2 separate regions of the Homo sapiens genome follow, and region 2 is linked to region 1. The links are chromatin contacts, found by Hi-C or POLR2A ChIA-PET in ENCODE. All regions are on one chromosome and are shown on one strand. Each heading gives the region's core, a stretch centred on a gene start or an enhancer-like site at or near the end of the contact. The rest is flanking DNA. Distances are from core to core; before and after follow the strand shown. Region 1 overlaps USP28 (ubiquitin specific peptidase 28). Region 2 has its middle 10 kb from the start of HTR3B.

Evidence for each region. A loop is a pair of places that touch in the nucleus more often than their neighbours do. ChIA-PET counts read pairs that join two places held with the same protein, here RNA polymerase II (POLR2A). Pooled maps may share reads with other maps.
Region 2: a map of transverse colon shows a loop between it and region 1 (17-fold over the local background). The contact joins two enhancer-like sites. A Hi-C loop is called at or near these places in 1 of 168 maps with a recorded cell type or tissue (transverse colon) and 2 of 50 pooled maps. POLR2A ChIA-PET finds 5 or more read pairs at or near these places in 10 of 52 experiments (A673, CD4-positive, alpha-beta T cell, WTC11 and 6 more).

Annotation. Positions count from the first base shown.
Region 1 is chr11:113,857,247-113,863,814 of GRCh38, reverse strand. The region is part of intron 1 of USP28 (ubiquitin specific peptidase 28); the gene reads left to right. It also overlaps the pseudogene RNU6-1107P. Among named protein-coding and RNA genes, the nearest start is that of USP28, 15 kb to the left of the region's middle. Within about 2 kb of position 3,999, at least 3 of the 41 ENCODE cell types and tissues checked have a DNase peak (open chromatin) inside an H3K27ac peak, as active enhancers do.
Region 2 is chr11:113,891,384-113,897,951 of GRCh38, reverse strand. No RefSeq gene overlaps it. Among named protein-coding and RNA genes, the nearest start is that of HTR3B, 10 kb to the left of the region's middle. RefSeq lists a silencer at 1,978-2,178. Within about 2 kb of position 2,316, at least 2 of the 41 ENCODE cell types and tissues checked have a DNase peak (open chromatin) inside an H3K27ac peak, as active enhancers do.

The DNA.
Region 1 (6,568 bases), core at 2,750-5,249:
GGCCACCATGCCCGGCTAATTTTTTGTATTTTTAGTAGAGACAGGGTTTCACCGTGTTAGTCAGGATGGTCTCGATCTCCTGACCTTGTGATCCGGCCGCCTCAGCCTCCCAAAGTGCTGGGATTACAGGCGTGAGCCACCGCGCCCGGCCTAATTTTTTTTTTTTTTTTTGAGACAGGGTCTCACTCTGTTGCCAGGCTGGAGCGCAGTGGCACAATGTTGGCTCACTGCAACCTCCATCTTCTGGGCTCAAGCAATCCTCCCACTTCAGCCTTCTGAGAAGCTGGGACTACAGGCACGCGCCACCACACCCGACTAATTTTTGTGTTTTCTGTAGAGATGTGTTTTGCCACGTTGCTCAGGCTGGTCTCGAACACTTCAGCTCAAGCAATCTGCCCGCCTCAGCCTCCCAAAGTGCTGGGATTACAGGTGTGAGCCATCGCACCCAGCCTCAGCAGTGACCCACTGCGCCCGGCCCAGGTTTTTTACCTCTTTGGTCAAATTTATTCCTAAGTATTTTATTCTTTAGGATGCTATTGTAAATGTAATTTTTTTTTAATTTCCTTTTTGATTTCTTATTGCTGTTTTATAAAAACACAACTGAATTTTGCCTGTTTACCTTGAAGCTGCTGAATTTGTTTACCAGCTCTGGTAACTTTTTTGCAGAATCTTTGGGATTTTGTATATATAGGATCATGTCATTTTGTGAATACTGTTTTACTTTTTTATACTTTATAATTTAGGTGCCATTTATTTTTTATTCTTGCCTGGTTGCTCTGGCTTAAACTTCCAGTACAGTGTTGAATAGCAGTGGTGAAAGTGGGCATCTTTGTCTTGTTCCTGATTTTAGGGGTAAAGCTTTCAGCCTTTCACCATTGAATATGATCTTAACTCTTGGTTTTTTTATAAAGGCCCTGTATCATGTTGAGGGAATTACCTTTTATTCCTAGTTTTCTGATTGTTTTTATTATGAATGTGTGTTGGATTTTGTCAGATGTTTTTCTGTATCAATCAAGGTGACCATTGTTTTTTTTCTCCTTCATTCTGTTGGTGTGGTATATCACATTGTTTGGTTTCCTTTTATGTTATTGGCAATGGCATTCTCTTAGGCATCCATTGCAAATGTATGACTAAGCTTTCTCTCTTCATTCTTTGAGATGTTCAGAGTATGTCCTACTTTGATGTTTTGCCTACCAGCATCCTGCCTCTCTCGTCACAGTTCGTTTACTCAGTAGCCCTGTAACTCAAGCTTTCTTTTCCTAGTGTCATCCCACGTTGAACCAGTTGTTCACGTGGGCTAGATTAATCCACTTAAATGCCTTTTCTTCCTTCGTATATCTTCCCTGCTGAGGAGCCTGCAGTGATTATCCATTGTTCATCAGATCAAACCTAAACTCTTCCTGACATTTAGAACCCTTTGTAATCCAATCCCACATCACCTCTCTGATCTCTGTTATTTATTTATTTGAGACAGAGTCTTGCTCTTGTCGCCCAGGCTGGAGTACAGTGGCGCAGTCTCAGCTCACTGCAACCTCCGCCTCCTGGGTTCAAGCCATTCTCCTGCCTTAGCCTCCCAAGTAGCTGGGATTACAGGCACCTGTCACCACACCCAGCTAATTTTTGTATTTTTAGTAGAGATGGGGTTTCACCGTGTTGGCCAGGCTGGTCTTGAACTCCTGACCTCAGGTGATCCGCCCGCCTCAGCCCCGTAAAGTGCTGGGATTACAGGCGTGAGCCACCACACCCAGCAATCTCTGTTATTTATTAAAAATAGAAACTACACACGAAGACCCAGCTAGTAATAACTTAAAATTTTACCATTGCTATATTTCTAAAACTGTAAGCATGTAAATTTGATTTCTCATATCTTTCCCTGATATTTTCCCAGTTTTTCAATTAGCCCTACCAATATGTTGTTAAAAATTGTATTTTCCTTCATTTTTGGAGATGTGTTCGATATGTTTGTCAGCCTCATTTCTCATATTTAGTTGGAACATGTATTCAAAGAAATGAAAAATATTGTCTTAATGTATTCTAAAATAAGGAAAAAGCAAGGTATAGGACATTATGTATCATATGAAAAAATATATTCATGTGCATAGACAATTTCGGGAAAGATAACAGAAACTGTTAATGGTAGTAGCCCCTGGGAAATAGAACTAGGTCGGGAAGAAGGTGATTTCCTTTTCATTTTATACCCTTTTGTACTATTGGAATCTCTTAGTACATGTGAAGAAAGAGATGGAAAAAATTTAAAAAGTAAATAATGATTAATTCCTTTTTTTTCTTGTTTTTAAGTCCCAGTTTTAACCCCTCTACATGATATAATAGTGGCTAAATTTTAAACACTTTTAATGGTTTTTAAAAACTTTAAGCCAGTTAATAAACTCAAACAGGCATTTTCATCATGTACTGACATTTGCATCATTCACAAAAATTATCAAGTAGTCTATTTCAGGGAATTTAGCTGTGTCCACAGAAAGCTGCTGTTTATCTTTTTTAGACAGCCATATTCTTATGGCTACTTTAGGTTTCTATTCCATGAATAAATTGGATCAGCAGGGCATTGTTGCTGGAAGAAAAACTGAAAAAATACCAAGGCTTTTGAGGGCCATTCCTTGTTTTATGGAGGTTGGAAAGGTTAGCAACCATCTCTGTTGTCCAGACAGAGGTGGTTTTTTTTTTTTTTTTGAGGTGTAGTCTCGCTTTGTCGCCCAGGCTGGAGTGGAATGCAGTGGTGCGATCTTGGCTCACTGCAACCTCCACCTCCAGGTTCACGCCAGGTTCTCCTGCCTCAGCCTCCCGAGTAGCTGGGACTACCGGTGCCTGCCACCTCGCCCATCTAATTTTTTGTGTTTTTAGTAGAGACGGAGTTTCACTGTGTTAGCCAGGATGGCCTCGGGCTCCTGACCTCGTGATCTGCCTGCCTCGGCCTCCCAAAGTGCTGGGATTACAGGCATGAGCCACCAAGCCCGGCCCTTATTTTTTTTTTTTTCGAGACACAGTCTTGCTCTGTTGTGCAGGCTGGAGTGCAGCGGTGCAATCTTGGCTCACTTCAAGCTCCGCCTCCCAGGTTCAAGCAATTCCTCTGCCTCAGCCTCCCGAGTAGCTGGGACTACAGGTGCCCGCCACCATGCCTGGCAAATTTTTGTATTTTTTTTTTCTTTAGTAGAGATGGGGTTTCACCATATTGGCCAGGCTGGTCTTGAACTCCTGACCTTGTGATCCGCCTGCCTTCACCTTCCAAAGTGCTGGGATCACAGACATGAGCCACTGCACCTGGCCAGAGTTTTTGGCATTGATACTATATGTTTTCTTTGACTCTTCAGTTGGTTTTGTTTTTGTTTTTTGTTTTTTCTTTTTTTTTTTTTTGCTTCCCTTGGGTACTTAAGTTTTATTTTATAATTGCGAACCAGATCTTTAGCTTTGGAAGGAATTTTATTAGGCACACCTTGGTAGTTCTTTGGAGTAAGGGAACATTTATTAATTATTTACTTAGTTGTAAATTTAGAAATGTCTTTGTAAGACTAGACAATTGATATCAGGAAATATGTGCATCAGAATGATGAAAATAGCATCACTGTTTGAAGGAATGGAATAACCTATAAAGCTTCTCATCACAATGCTAAATTAGGAGTTTTAACGATTAGTAATGAAATATTTTGCATTATTTCATCAGAGAGTTTTAACCTAGTTACTGTGGGATCAGGCCAGGTATTGATTGTTACAGAAACTTGATAGCTTAAGGTTTTTAGTGTCTGAATAATCTTGTTAATTGCTGATTGTGGGTGAGTTGTTTTTGCTCTAAGAAAATCTCCTTCCTGAGAAGTGGGCTAGATTGCACCAAAACCACTGAGTAGCAGTGAGGTCAAAAAGCTTGAGTTCCTTCCTGGTAAAGGTTTGTGTTTGCCTGTCTTTCTTTACTGCCTCTGGGCAAGAAAAGGGAGTACTTTTTGTTTTGTGAAAACAATGTGAATTTAGCTCAGGAAATGCAAACCTGTTGGCTCTTGCAAGTTATTTGACTTCATTGTGAGAGGAGTACAGGCTTTGTCTTGTCTCCTTGTTGGGTGTGTACTTTACATATAGCAAGGTAGAGTGAAGTTAATATTTAAATCCTCTTTCTGTGAAGTTCAGGTGAAGTGAGTTAGTAATATGGTAGGATCCTGATGGGTTTAGTGTTACTGTAAAATTAATATTTATATAAATATATATATATAGTACGAGGATTTGGAGTGCGGGTTCTGTTAAGAACTTTAGCTAAATCTTTACAAGACTGGGTCATGTCATAGCATTTGTATATGTATATAAATAATGCATGTGAAATTTGTTATTCATACCATACTCTTTACATTTTATTTTTATTTTTAAATTATGGAACACTTCATGAATTTGCATGTTATTCTTGCACAGGGTCCATGCTAATCTCTGTATTGTTCCAATTTTAGTTAATGTACTGCTCAAGCAAGCACTTAGACCCTTAATAGCTATGTGTTTTATAGCTATCTTTGATTTAGCTTTTAATTCAAGTCATTTGATGATAAATAGATTTTGTAAACCTTAATTTCCTAACGTGTGCAATGCCTGCCTTTGTTATTAGGATTACATGCATGTAAGGTGCCTGTTTCCTGTCATATGTTAAGCCAGGTATGGTGATGTGTGCCTGTAGTCCCAACAACCTGGAAGGCTGTGGTGGGAGGATCCTTTGAGTCCAGCAGTTAGGCCAGCCTGGTCAACATAGCGAGACCCCCATTTCCAAAAAGAAAAAAAAATTAAAGTAGTTGTTCAATAAATGTTAGTTCTCATTATTATCAGCACTGTCCTATGGATGATTCAAATTAGGCAGTGTACTGCATGATTCTTCCTTTAAAGAAGGCAAGAATTTCATATTTAAAACAATTAGAGAACAGGCCTGGCCCGGTGGCTCATGCCTGTAATCCCAACACTTTGGGAGGCCGAGGTGGGTGGATCACTTGAGGTAAGAGTTTGGGACCAGCCTGGCCAACATGATGAATCCTCATCTCTACTAAAAATACAAAAATTAGCTAGGCGTGGTGGTGGGTGCCTATAATCCCAGCTGCTCAGGTGGCTGAGGCAGGAGAATCGCTTGAACCCAAGAGGTGGAGTTTGCAGTGAGCTGAGATTGCGCCGCTGCGCTCCAGCCTGGGTGACAGCAAGACTCCGTCTCAAAAAAAATTAAAATAAAATAAAACAATTAGAGAACCACATGATGAGGAATATCAAGTGAAGACAGGGAGCCACATTCAGTCACAGGCGTATTCATTTCCTTAACATGGGAGATGAGAAAGGGGAGAGAACAGTATGGGCCAGAGTTCTTAGAAGGACTTCATATGGAGGAGGTAAGACAAATATAACCCCTGAATGTAGTTGGCATACCATAGTTTAATAATGTAGGTGGTATTACTAGTGATTTTAGGAGCAACAGTCTATGCATGAGAGAATGAGTTTGCAGTAAGGAACTGAGAGGAGAAAAGGTGGAACAGGCTAAGGGGGGATCAGGTAATGGTCTTTGAATGACAAGATGAGGAATTTGGATTTGAATTTCCATGTAGAACATTGTTGTTGGAGCTATACAAAATTATTTTACATAGTTGTCATCTCTACCCAGTAGCCTTTAAAAAAAGGTCACTAGGCCAGGTGCAGTGGCTCACGCCTGTAACCCCAGTACTTTGGGAGGCTGAGACAGGTGGATCACTTGAGGCCAGAAGTTTGAGACCAGCCTGGCCAACATGGAGAAACCCCATGTCTACTAAAAATAGGAAAACTAGCTGGGCGTGGTGGTGGGCACCCGTAGTCCCAACTACTCGGGAAGCTGAGGTGGGAGAGTCACCTGAGCCTGGGATGCCGAGGCTGCAGTGAGCTAAGATTGTACCATGCTATTGCACTCCAGTCTGGGCCACAGAGCGAGACCCTGTCTCAAAAAAAAAAGGAAACGAAAGAGTTTATTTTCCTTTCCTGATTGTGTTATCCCAGATATATTGATGTCCACTGCTACCTATTACAAAATGGAGAAAGAGGAATGGTAATATTACAGTGTAACTGACTTTAATCCAAGGTCAAATGTAAATAATTAGTAAATTAGTATTTGGATACTATATTTCATTGATTCACATTTATTTGGCATTCTGAGATCTCTGAGATCAAGATGTTCTTAACATTTTTACTATCATCCAAGTAGCAGATGTGATGTTGTCATTGTCTGCACTTGTATGAACCTGGTCATAGCTGTTACTATTGTTATAACAACAGTTGACAGTCTGTTAGTACCACATGGTTTACTTGCCATTGCGTATGTCACTTAAAAATTTACACTGTGATTCAACATTGAGATTAAAACAAAACAAAAAAACCAAAAAACCTGTGTATGAAGAAAGGCATGGAAGCAGAATGGCGGGGTATAAATTTGATTTTATATGAAGCAAAATATTTACCTTTGGAGGAATGTTTACAGTTTCAGATTTTCTTGCAAAGCTACAGTCAAGTGCTTTATGCAACCCAGAAGGGAAGATAGCATAAATGTATTATGCTGTGTTAAGTTTTGTTGCCGAGA
Region 2 (6,568 bases), core at 1,067-3,566, 36 kb before region 1:
GAAAGAATTAACAAATGAACAGAAAAGAATTCTGGCTTATGCCAGAAAGATGATGCCAAGAGGAATCCAGCCTTTTCATAACCACATCCAAGATGAGATACACTCACCACCCATTTCACAAAGGATGGGTGAGAATGACAACTTGGTTCTGAAGCAAGATTGCCTTTATTTGGTTTGCTCCAGAACCAGGGAGCAATTAGTGCAAAAGACAAACATGAGACACCGGTGCAGGCAGATCATGAGTCCCTTTGACTCACTCAGAGTGTACTCCAAGTTCAGAGATTTTACAGTCCTTGGGGGTAAGATGTACCCCAAAAGCTAGAGGAAAATAGAAGGTGGAAGGAACTTGGAGGAACACAGAAGCTTGCTGCTTCTGTTTACGCTCCCAATGACATCAATTCCAAGAAACCGCTTAGTGAGACTACAATATACGACAGACAGTCTTACCCTGTACACTATGTTGTTTAGATCTTCTGCACAGATTATGGGCCTTGAAGTCTTGCTGTGCCAGCACTGGGGGATCTCCCCTGATCTATGGCTCACTGTAGGGCCCCCAACATTTCCATTTAGACCCATTTAGACATTTTCTGGGGAAAGGCAGTCAATTACTGCAGCCAGTGAGATGTTCTGGTTCAGGTGTAAATCTCTGGATATTTCCATCTCTGCTATGACTCAAGATGAGGAAAGATCTTTGATCCTTTAGAAATTTATTTATTTATTCATTCATTCATCCACTTAGTAAGTAGGAAATTGTGATAGACATTGACAATCTATGGATAAGAAAGCTGGGGAGAGGTGGATTGGAGGTGACAGATAAGAAATCTTTGAGAGAAACGCCTATAGATGGATGAACTGGAGAGGACCCAGGCAAAGAAAGGAGCCCAGACTTGGAGTGGGAGTAGGTGGAGGCTTTTCACAAATAGCATTTGTGCTGAGTACTGATATTCATCTGAGTGGGGAGAGGGTGAACGGAGCTCCCAGCAAAAGGAATTGCACATGAAAGGGCTGGAGGTTGAGATGAGAGTGCATGGTGCCTTCTGGGAACGGGGTCGGGGGGAGGGTGCAAGCCTCACTTTGTAAAATTGGGGGAAGATAATTCTAGACTCACATGAGTTGAAAGAATTCAAAAGTTCATGATGCAGAGTGTTGACCGGGGATAAAATAGGAAAGTGAAATATTGTATAAGTCTGTATAAGTGCTGTTATTATAAATCTGTCTCCAAATGGCCTATAGCAATTATTCTAAAATGCACAACAGCTGTATTTGTCCCCCTTCTGCCATTGCTGAAATTTACACTGTCATCGCGCCAGGAGGAAGGCTTGGCACTAATAATAGGCTGGCTGAGTATGGCTGGAGTGTGACAGACCCCTAGTTAGAGCCCAGAAAGACTGAGAGCAGAGTGGGGAACTGTAAAGCTCTGAGGAAATTCGAGTTGGTGGCTGTGAATATAATCAGAGCACCACCTTGTGGTGGCTGTCGTGCCTGCCTTAACCAATTCTGCGCAACCCCAGAAAACTATGCCAACTCATTTTAAGTTTTATTATACAGTGCACTTTCAAATGATTTCAAAGTCATTTCAGGCCTCTCTTCATGTCACCACTATTCGTCTTTGCTGTAAATTCTCCTCTTTGCGTTCACCAGCACCAATCCACACCAACCCATTCGATCTGTTTTCACACAGCTTATGACCGGCCAGTTCCTTCCTCCTACCTCCTTACTGCAATTCTTCCAAACTCTTGGTCCCTAGGAGCTCCCAAGTTTCCTGGGAAACTGACTCAGTAACTTCTTTTTTTCTTTTTCTTTTTCCTGAGACAGGGTCTCGCTCTGTCACCCAGGCTAGAGTGCAGTGGTGTGATCATAGCTCACTTCAGCCTTGACCTCCTGGGCTCAAGTGATCCTCCCACTTCAGCTTCCAGAGTAGCTAGGACTACAAGTAAGTATCACCATGCCTGGCTAATTTTTTTTTTTTTTTTTTAGTTTCCCTATGTTGCCTAGGCTAGTCTTGAACTCCTGGGCTCAACTCCTGAGACGCCTTAGCCTCTCAAATTGTTGGGATCATAGGTGTGAGCTACCATGCCCAGCCTCAGTGACTTTTCACAAATGGCATTTATGCTGAATACTGATATTCAGCTGGGTGAAGAGAGGGTGAACGGGTGAAAGTTACAGTGTAACTTTCCTACTGTCTTCCTAAGAATGGGAATAAGTCTTCTGCACATCTGAAAAGTTATAAACAATATTATTAAAAGCCATATCAGGGATTTACTACGAAGATAGGACCCCAGAGGGACTAACTGCGTCTTCTAGTAGAGTAAAGCTCGTCTCTGGCCACCCAGCGGGCCAGTAACACAGTGTCCTGGTAGGCAGACTGGTGTATCAGGTTTCAGAGGATGCCCCAGGGAACAGGACTAGAAGTATATGAGCTCTTTAAAAGCACAAAGCAGTCGTTTCCATGTTCAGATTATTTAGAGATTATGAAGGCACCAACCCTGCTTTCGATCTGCATACAGTCAAGTGGAGCAGACACAAGTCAATAATCGCAGTAGAGCCACTTAAGTTTTCTAAAAGAGATTTATCAGCAGGTTGCAGGTGAACATGGCCTTGAGATAAATCCTGCCCCTTGTTGAAGTACAGTTTCAGTAGATGGTTCATGGTATTTTAAGAATTGGAATTTTTTAATAAAAATAAAAAAGTTTTGTTTGGTTCTGTTCTAGATTTATTTTTCCTCCTAAATAAATGAGAAAGATGTTTCAACAAAGGTTCTTTATGCTGAATAATTGTGATGCTTGAAGGTGGTAATCTGCTTTGTTTAAGTGGATTTTAAATGTCAGACAATTCTAGACAGTTTTCTCTTGGTCAAATAAAAATTTAATTAAAAGTTAAAAAAATTAAAAGCCATATCAAATTTTAATATTGACAGGAGGGATAAAACTCTGTAACGCTGACTGTCTTAGATTAGGTTTCCCTGAAACATACCTATAATAAGGCTTTGTGTACAAGCAATCAATTTTAGAAATACTCCCAATAGAAATTGGGAAAGGGGAGCGTGGTTTCAGCTTGAACCCTCAGGGAAACTTGACAGTGAAAACCACACAAGGGAAGCTGGCCTGCACACTCTCACTCCCACCTGTCAGCTGTTGGCTAAGGGGAACAGGGAGTGAACTCCCAGATATTTCCTGGTCTTTTCCTGGGCAGACAAAGCTTTAGTAGCCAAGGAGACGTCTCCAACAAAAGTCCTAGGTGTGGGCCTTGGAAGCCACAGTGCAGGGAAGCCAAGAGAGGGAGTGCAGAAGAGGAACGGAGGTCTGAAAAGATCTAGAAAGACCACTATCAGTTTCTGTTTCAGAGACAGCACAGACACACGGGAGGCACTAAGTTTCTTATTCCTTCAGAAGACAATTAAGGCCAGGCATCATGGTATCACGCCTATAATCCCAGCAGTTTGGGAGACAGAGGCGGGTGGATCACTTGAGGTCAGAAGTTCGAGACCAGTGTGGCCAACGTGGCGAAACCCTGTCCCTTTTCTTTCTTTCTTTCTTTCTTTTCTTTTCTTTTTTTTTTTGAGACAGAGTCTTGCTCTGTCACCCAGGCTAGAGTGCAGTGGAGCAATCTCAGCTCACTGCAGCCTCTACCTCCTGGATTCAAGCGATTCTCAAACGTCAGCCTCCTGAGTAGCTGGGATTACAGGCGCCTGCCACCATGCCCGGCTAAATTTTTTATTTTTAGCAGAGATGGGGTTTTGTCATTTGGCCAGACTGGTCTCAAACTCCTGACCTCAAGTGATCCACTTGCCTCGGCCCCCCAAAGTGCTGGAAGTACAGATGTGAGACACACCCAGTCTTGAAACCCTGTCTCTACCAAAAAATACAAAAATTAGCTGGGGTGGTGGCATGCATTTGTAATCCCAGCTACTGGGGAGGCTGAGGCACAAGGACCATTTGAACCCAGGGGGCGGAAGCTGCAGTGAGCAGAGATTGTGCCACTCCACTCCAGCCTGGGCAACAGAGCAAGACTTGGCCCCCCAAAATAACAATAGGCCAGGAGCGGTGGCTCACGCCTGTAATCCCAGCACTTTGGGAGGCTGAGGCTGGCGGATCACGAGGTCAAGAGACCAGCCTGGCCAACATGGTGAAACTCTGTCTCTACTAAAAATACAAAAATTAGCCGGGCATGGTGACTGTGCCTGTAGTCCCAGCTACTTGGGAGTCTGAGGCAGGAGAATCGCTTAAACCCGGGAGGTGGAGGTTGCAGTGAACCGAGATCATGCCACTGCACTCCAGCTTGGGTGACAGAGCGAGACTCCATCACAAAAAATAATAATAATAAATAAATAAAATAAAAATAAATTTAAAAGAAGACAATTAAATTTCCAGTAACCTGATGATTAACTTTGCAGAGCCCAAACATACAGAAATACAATTAACACTTTTCTTTTTCTTTTTTGAGACAAGAGTCTCACTCTGGGCCGGCCGCGGTGGCTCAGGCCTGTAATCCCAGATGGAGACAATCCTGGCTGAGATGGTGAAACCCCGTCTCTACTAAAAATACAAAAAAATTAGCTGGGCGTGGTGGCGGGTGCCTGTAGTCCCAGCTACTCGGGAGGCTGAGCAGAAGAATGGCAAGAACCCGGGAGGCAGAGGTTGCAGTGAGCTGAGATCGCGCCACTGCACTCCAGCCTCGGCGACAGAGTGAGACTCCATCTCAACAACAACAACAAAAAAGAGTCTCACTCTGTCATCCAGGTTGGAGTGCAGTGGCGCAATCTCAGCTCACTGCAACCTCCGTCTCCCGGTTCTAGCGATTCTGGGGCTTAGCCTCCTGAGTAGCTGGCATTACAGGCACCCACCACCATACCTGGCTAATTTTTGTATTTTTCGTAGAGATGGGGTTTCACCATGTTGGCCAGGCTAGTTTCCAACTCCTAACCTCAAGAGATCCTCCCACCTCAGCCTCCCAAAGTGCTGGGATTACAGACGATGCCATCACACCTGGCTAATTATGTGTTGTGTTGCTTTTTACTTTTTTTTTAGACGGAGTCTCGGTCTCTTACCCAGTTTGGAGTGCAGTGGTGCGATCTGGGCCCACTGCAACCTCCGCCTCTGGGATTCAAGTGATTCTCCTGCTTCAGCCTCCTGAGTACCTGGTTTCACAGGCATCCTTGGGATCATAACCATCACATCTGGCTAATTTTTGTATTTTTTAGTAGAGATAGGGTTTCGTCATGTTGGCCAGGCTGGTTTATTGCTTTTTTTTTTTTTTTAAAAGATGAACTCTCGCTCTGTCACCTAGGCTGGAGTGCAATGGCACGATCTCGGCTCACTGCAACCTCCCACTCCCAGGTTCAAGCGATTCTCCTGCCCCAGCCTCCCAAGTAGCTGGGATTACAGGTGTGTGCCACCACGCCTGGCTAATTTTTGTATTTTTGGTAGAGACGGGGTTTCACCATGTTGGTCAGGTTGGTCTCGAACTCCTGACCTCGTGAGCCACCGCACCCGGCATTGCTTTTTTCAAGTTAATATTTCTCCTCCTGGCCAGGTACGGTGGCTCACACCTGTAATCCCAGCACTTTGGGAGACTGAGGCAGGCGGGTCACTTGAGGTCAGGAATTCGATACCAGCCTGGCCAACATGGTGAAACCCCATCTCTACTAAAAATACAAAAATTAACCGGGCATGGTGGCGCCTGCCTGTAGTCCCAGCTACTTGGGAGGCTGAGGCGGGAGAATCACTTAAGCCCAGTAGGTGGAGGTTGCAGTGAGCCGAGATCGCACCACTATACTACAGCCTGGGCAACAGTGCAAGACTCCATCTCAAAGAAAGAAAAAAAATATTACGCCTCCTGGAAAAAGCTCTTTCCCCAAATATTTGTTGATGACTTTGCCATAATTTTACCAGAGTCACATGGTTCCTATCTTGACCACATATTTTAAGAATAAAATATGAAATTTTAAAATCTGAAGTCTAAGTTATACTGCTGTGATGTCTAAGCAAGTAATCTGCAAGCATGGCAGCACATGAGGCTCATCGAGTATTTTTAAATGACCTGGGTCCCATCTCTATAGATTCTGACATTATGGTATAAGATGGGACCCAGGGGCGGGCGCGGTGGCTCACGCCTGTAATCCCAGCACTTTGAGAGGCCAAAGTGGGCAGATCATGAGGTCAGGAGATCGAGACCATCCTGGCTAACACGTGAAACCCCATCTCTACTAAAAATACAAAAAAAATTAGCCGGGTGTGTTGGCTGTCGCCTGTAGTCCCAGCTACTCAGGAGGCTGAGGCAGGAGAATGGCATGAACCTGGGAGGCGGAGCTTGCAGTGAGCCGAGATCGCACCACAGCACTCCAGCCTGGGCGACAGAGCGAGACTCTGTTTCCAAAAAAAAAAAAAAAAAAAAAAAAAACAGTGGAATTGAGTGGGTATGGCTATTGAGTTGACTTGAACTCAGGAAAAAGATAAAGAAAAACAGAGAGCGATTAACCAACAATTAAAAGCTGAGTTTGGCTGGGTGTGGTGGCTCACACCTGTAATCCCAGCATTTTGGGAAGTCGAGGGGGGCGGATCACAAGGTC